2 separate regions of the Homo sapiens genome follow, and region 2 is linked to region 1. The links are chromatin contacts, found by Hi-C or POLR2A ChIA-PET in ENCODE. All regions are on one chromosome and are shown on one strand. The core of a region is the stretch at or near the end of the contact, and the rest is flanking DNA. Distances in the headings are between cores, read along the strand shown. Region 1 overlaps CEMIP2 (cell migration inducing hyaluronidase 2). Region 2 has its middle 19 kb from the start of ANXA1.

The links. A loop is a pair of places that touch in the nucleus more often than their neighbours do. ChIA-PET counts read pairs that join two places held with the same protein, here RNA polymerase II (POLR2A). Pooled maps may share reads with other maps.
Region 2: a loop to region 1 is called in a pooled map, with 2.0 times the contacts of the local background. The contact joins two enhancer-like sites. A Hi-C loop is called at or near these places in 1 of 50 pooled maps. POLR2A ChIA-PET finds 5 or more read pairs at or near these places in 3 of 52 experiments (CD4-positive, alpha-beta T cell, GM12878 and T-cell).

The regions. Positions count from the first base shown.
Region 1 is chr9:71,683,771-71,686,999 of GRCh38, reverse strand. CEMIP2 (cell migration inducing hyaluronidase 2) reads left to right here. Exons shown (of 24, transcript NM_013390.3): 23 at 1,154-1,257; 24 at 1,607-3,229. The coding sequence ends at 1,803. Among named protein-coding and RNA genes, the nearest start is that of CEMIP2, 83 kb to the left of the region's middle. Within about 2 kb of position 1,464, at least 4 of the 41 ENCODE cell types and tissues checked have a DNase peak (open chromatin) inside an H3K27ac peak, as active enhancers do.
Region 2 is chr9:73,130,815-73,134,043 of GRCh38, reverse strand. No RefSeq gene overlaps it. Among named protein-coding and RNA genes, the nearest start is that of ANXA1, 19 kb to the left of the region's middle. RefSeq lists an enhancer at 1,253-1,672. Within about 2 kb of position 1,568, at least 38 of the 41 ENCODE cell types and tissues checked have a DNase peak (open chromatin) inside an H3K27ac peak, as active enhancers do.

The DNA of each region.
Region 1 (3,229 bases), core at 215-2,714:
TGACAAAAATGGTAATTCAAACCATGGAAAACACATTTAGTCGTTTATTTATTTTTAGAATTGTGTTTATCCATTTATTTAATAAATAGATAATAGAACTTAAATAAATAGAGTATTTGAAACAAAACAAAACCATTCTCCCATGTTACAGTAGACTTACTCCCTGATAGACAATGGAGAAGGAAGGGTGAGGGGTGGATGACAGGAAATTACTGAATAGGCACAGTGTACATTATTTGGGTGATGGATACCCTAAGTGCCCTGACTTCACCACTATGCAATCCTATGTATGTAATGAAATTGCACTTGTGCCTCACAAATTTATACAAATTATAAACAACAACAACAACAATAGACTATTCCCTAAAAGAGCTGTGCCCCAGACCATCCACTAGGTCAGCAGTCCCCAGCCTTTTTGACATCAGGGACTGGTTTCATGGAAGATAATTTTTCCATGGACTGGAGGTGAAGGGGGATGGTTTCAGGATGATTGAAGCACATTACATTTACTGTGCACTTTTTTTCTATTATTATTACATTGCAATATATAATGAAATAATTACACAGCTCACCATAATGTAAAGTCAGTGGGAGCCCTGAGCTTGTTTTCCTGCAACTAGATGGTCCCATCTGGGGGTGATGATCAACAGATCATTGGGCATTAGATTCTCAGGAGCACACAACCTAGATCCCTCACATGTGCAGTTCCCAATAGGGTTCTGCTCCTATGAGAGTTGAATGCCACAGCTGACCTGACAGGAGGCGGAGCTCAGGCTGTAATGCAAGTGTTGTGGGGTGGCTGTAAATACAGATGAAGCTTCGCTCGCCTGCTCACCTCCTGCTGTGCAACTTGGTTCCTAATCTACTGGTACCCATCCATGGCCCAGGGGTTGGGAAGCCCTGCACTAGGTGAACGTACGTAAATGATTTGGTTTATGTATGCGTTACCCCTTGTAAGAGCAACGTGTGAAGCCCATGGTGGTGGGGTGGAAGAGTGGGAATTGGATGGAAAATCATCTAGACTTTTTTCTTTTTGGAGTTCTGCTTTTATCTAATATTTCTATTCAGCAGTCAGTTCAGAAAGATACTCAGTAGAAAGATACTCATGCTGAAGGATTGAAATTGGCTCTGACTTTCTAAATTTCACATACAGGTCCATTGTTCTGTTGAGCACAAGAGGAGAAATAAAGCAGTTAAACATTTCACACTTACTAGTACCTCTGGGATTAGCCAAACCAGCTCATCTTTATGACAAAGGTTTGTATTTGTATTATTTCATGAAGTTCTTACAGGGCCAGCAACATAGGTAATTTTATGGTGCAATTCAGCTACCAGACCATTTTCATGAGCTTGTTTGCTGGAGTGGGTATCATTAAGATGATTTCTAAATAAGGGCACAATGTGAGAGGAAGTGTGTTGGGATGTGGTTTGTTATCTGGGGCAAAAGGTGGGTGGTGAGAGTTCATTTGCTGATGTAAGGAAGTGCAGAGTTTTTTAATAGCTGCCTTTGTTTTGCTCACCTCCGACTCACCTCCTATATTCTCTTGCTGGAATGTAGCTATAAAAATTGATTTTTTTTCTTTTTCTTTTTTTTTTTTTTTTTTAGGGAGTACCATATTTTTGGGATTCAGTGGAAACTTTAAACCATCATGGACTAAGCTATTTACCAGTCCTGCTGGACAGGGCCTTGGGGTGCTTGAACAATTCATACCTTTGCAGCTGGACGAATATGGTTGTCCCAGAGCCACCACTGTCCGCAGAAGAGACCTGGAACTGCTAAAGCAAGCTTCAAAAGCACATTAGAGACTAACTGTAACTTAAGTGCTGGGGGAAAAAAAATGTGAACTAACTTATTTAATTTATGGCATTTTAAAATGACACTGTTAACCCAACGGAACCATTTTCCAGTTTGATACAGAATGGGGAGAAAAGAAAGCGTTTGAAATTATTGCTTGGATACCAGCTTCATGCACCTTCTAGTTGTACAAAATGTTAAAGACGTTGTTTGTATTTGTAAGGCTGGTGTATTCAGAGAGCAGATCTCTTATTCCTCACTTTCCACCCCCGTATTTTGTAATGACCATGAGCAATGTTTTTACTTTTTGTATAATGGGGTGGGGTGGAGTGGGGGCTTCTGAGAGTCAGCCTGAGGTCTTTAGAGGACCAGCTATTGTAGCACCTTGGATACTTGAAGTTTAATGCTCAGTTGGGTCGGGTGGCAGTTGACTTGGTGGCTGGCATGTTCAGCAGTGCCTGGGGCCCTGTTTCTGGGCAGCCTTTGAGGATTTTCTATGATATTGAATGACAGTTTTAAGTGGCAACTCAGGCCCAGCTCATGCCCTTTTTTGCCTGGACATGTGCTATTTTTATTCACTTATATATCAATTACTTGTAAGGGTTAAACTTTCAAACAGGAAGTATATTGGGACAAAAGGGCTCTTGGGGATTAGATATCCCTTTAATCTGTGACCATTGGGCAAAAAATTTTCCTGCAGCAAAAGTCTGAGGCTGTTGGGACCATTTTTGCAGCTTTAATCCTTAGCCTCTTTTGACTGTATATTTGTGTTTAAAATGCAGAGCTCAACTGAATATTTCCTTTTTTGTTTTGTTTTGTTTTGTTTTAAGAAGTAGGTTGTTTTCCTGAACCGTAAACTTGTATCATTTTAACTTGCACAAAGGAAGTCTGTTCTTGGTATTGCTCTTGCACTTGGGTTTTTTGTTATTGTTTTGTGTGGATTTTTTAAAGCTTTTCTGTTCACCCTCCTGCCAGGAAAATCCCAGAAAGCTTAATGATACCCCAAAATGATTACACCCAGGGAGGAAAAAAAGGAGCGCTTTCTAGGGTCAGAATCGTGGAGAGAATACTCAGAAATGAACCTCTTTAAAGCCTTGCAGGAATGAGTCACTCTTACTTAATGAAATGTTAAAGCCAATTAAAAAGCATGCTGTGATGCCCAGCTTCCCTTTCCACAGGGTGCATGCGTCTCCTGCTGGTGAATCACATGCGGCAAGAGGCAACTGGCTCCACAGCCTGGGATGCTGCCGTACCAAGAGGAAAGAAGCAGCAAAATGCCTTTACGTTGTTCTAAACCCCCGACGCATAAAGTGTAGAGGAGGGATGGCCAAGGGTGGGTGGTAGAAAGTGTGTTCAGGCTGACACTGGCAATGAGTACAGATAATTTCACTTTCCTCTTCTAGGGGCAAAGGCTGATGGCCTCTACCTTTGTAT
Region 2 (3,229 bases), core at 319-2,818, 1.4 Mb before region 1:
TGAAAATGTTCAGCAAGGGAGCTAATTTGCATTGGCACTATGTCAGTTTCATATATTGGGGACAGAATTTTAAATATAGAGGCTACTCTATTCCTTTACTGGTTTGTTTACAGGATTAGGTATACAAAAGAATTCATTCATCCAGTAACTTTACCTGAGTTTGTGTAATGAAACCTTGAATCATCAAGTTTTTTTAAAATTAAACTTAACAAAACTTTCATTGAAAATGAAAATTAAGGCCAGGCGCAGTGGCTCACACCTGTAATCCCAGCATTTAGGGAGGCCAAGGTCACAAGTTTGAGACTAGCCTGGCAACATGGTGAAACCCTGTCTCTACTAAAAGTACAAAAATTAGCTGGGCGTGGTGGCAGGTGCCTGTAATACCAGCTACTCAGAAGGCTGAGGCAGAAGAATCACTTGAACCCAGGAGGTGGAGGTTGCTATGAGTTGAGACCGCACCAATGCACTCCAGAGCCTGGGCGACAGAACAAGGCTCTGTCACAAAAAAAAAAAAAAAAAAAAAAAAAAAACCAAAAAAAACCCAAAAAAAACTAAAAGTAGTAAAAAAAAACAAAAAAAAAACTTTAACAAAAATAAACCTTATAATTCAATTTTACAGAATCAATCATTACAAAGTAAATCTATAGGTTACAGAATAAAACAATGGCATTAGGTGACAATTTGAAGCTAGAATTGATGAAACTGCTGCCAGTGAGTACCCATCTATTTCACCGTGTCATTTTCCTACACTTCTGTACCCTTGAAGTGAAGATAAACTGTTAATTTACACTGTCAGGGTGAGGGATGCCCCCTCTGAAGACATTAGCTGTCAATTTAGGAACAAAAGGAGAGGCAGATTTGGGTTGTTTTATTTATTTATTTATTTATTTATTTATTTTTATGACTCAGCTTCCAAGTTTAACTCTTCCCTTTTGGCATAGTGAATTTGGGGTCCTGAGCTTTTCTTTTCCTTTCACAACAGTAAGGAAAAATTTTTTAAAGATAAAAGTGTGTCCTGAAATCAGACAAGTTTAGGTTTTCTTTTGGAAATGATTCTTTCACCATTTTTCATGTTTTATGATGAAAGTGAAGTTATTTTGGAAAAGAAATACATTATTTTTTGTATTCTTTGAAGTTCTCTGAACGTGTTTCTATATTTTTAAAGGCACCTGATCAAATTTCTCTAAGAGTTTGGCCCATAAGGAAAACAGATTAGTAGAAACCTTATGAAGCTGAAGGAAAACAAGTGAATTATTTATTATTCCACTTTTTCTAATTTCGTTGTATGTTCAGAACCACCACAATGCTTATCGTGTTATTATCAGAAGACTATACGTCATAAAACAGAAATGAAAGGACCGTTCTTATGAAAAACACTGAAGAAAGAGAAGAGGGACGTTAGAAAACATTGCCAAAGATGTGGGAGGGCCAGAAATATTACAAATACTAAAAACGGATGAGGAGAGAAGGTAACAGCATGGGCTTCTGCAGCTGTAGCGTTTAATGCTGGAAACTCCAGGCGCTCCGAAGCCCCACGGCTGAGCCTGTCTCAGCATGTTTCTCTTTTGAGTCTGTGTGCTGGCAAGGCATTTCCTCGGCTGGTTGCTATAGAAATAATTATACTACACAACTTTGAGAAGCAGAAGCAGACGGAAGTTACAGCAGAAACACTGTCATCTTGGTGTTGTTCTAATAGCCTTAGGATTCGAAAATGAGGCAAAATTAAAAACAAAAAGCACCATTATTTAAATTGAAAATTTAGAAATGTGGGTTATTGTTCAAGTATTCAAAGTCAGCACTACAGAACAGTTAAGTGAGTGTTCTTACACCGAAGTCCTCAGAGCCACTTGGCAAATGCTAGAGAAAACAGGAAGTAAGGACCTCTGTCAAGCAGAAGAATGTCTGATTTTAATCAGGAAATTGAGGATAAGTTTATTTTTGAAGGGATGATATCATCCGGTGAATGGCCTCTTTTGTTTGTAGTATATGCTGGAATGTCACCACCTTGGGAAAAAGTATTCAAAAATTCATAGCCTTTTTTTTTTACTAACACCATATTCACTTTGATTCTTTCTTTTAAATTTTATTTCTTGTGAGATTTATCAACTATGTGTGATTGCATATGCATATTTGTATGTGCAGATATAGACATATAGATATGTCTTTCAATTTTCTCTGTTCTCTTCCGTCTATTTTTTGATCTTTCTCGTTCCCGGTACCACAGTATCTTAATTTCTAAAGTTTTGTAATGAATTTTGATGTCTGAAAGGGCAATCCCAACATCCTTTTCTTCATGTCGCCAAGAAGCTAACAATTTTCCATTAGGAAACAGCCAGCCACATTTCCCAGTTTTGGCATGGTAACATACTGAAGACTCCTGTGATAGTAATTGTAGCTTTTTAGTCATTACAAAGTAAAAGATGACAGAGTTAAGAAAGGACTTAAACTGCAAGACCATTCATTAGTTCTACAATGGGTATCAATTTTCATTTGACTCATCTGATGTTGACTACTTAGAATTCCAGCTTTTAAACAAAAGCTAAGTTTAATCTGTCTATCTACCCAAGTTAATCATTCTGTATTAAGTATTCCTGTCTATTTTAGTTTATCTCAAGGATTTCAAATAATTCAACCAATTAACAATCTAGGATAAAGGGATAACTATAATAATATTTGCATTTTGAGAATCAATAATAATTGATTCTCGAAGGTCTACTTCAAGTTTAATAAATGGAATAAATTAAATATATCAAATGGACAATTCCAAAAAACTTTTATTTACATAAAAATTTTAACAACCATTCAAAACTGAATATAGTAAATGTTAAATGAACAAGATAGCTGTTTGGAGAACGTGATTTCTACTAAGAGATAGAGGTCATCGAGAAAGGTTACTGTAAGCCTTAAAACATGAAATAGCACTCACATAGAGAAGGTGCCAAAGGGTATTCCAGAGACGAGAAGCATCATTACCCAAGATAAAGAGACTAGAATATGCATAGTGGACTCCCTGGTTGTAATTCAAATTATAAGTGGATTATTTTTAAAATGTATACAACTGTATGCACAGAAATCTCTGCTGTGTATGCTTGTGGCATTGCAGCTTCCTTCTGTGGGTCTGAGAATTGGTGCAGGTTTTTAAACTGGGTCAAGAAGTAATATTCCGTGGGCATTGATGACATGAGGCTTCCAATTGCTCATCCAGTTTTAATCATCCTTGATTATGTAT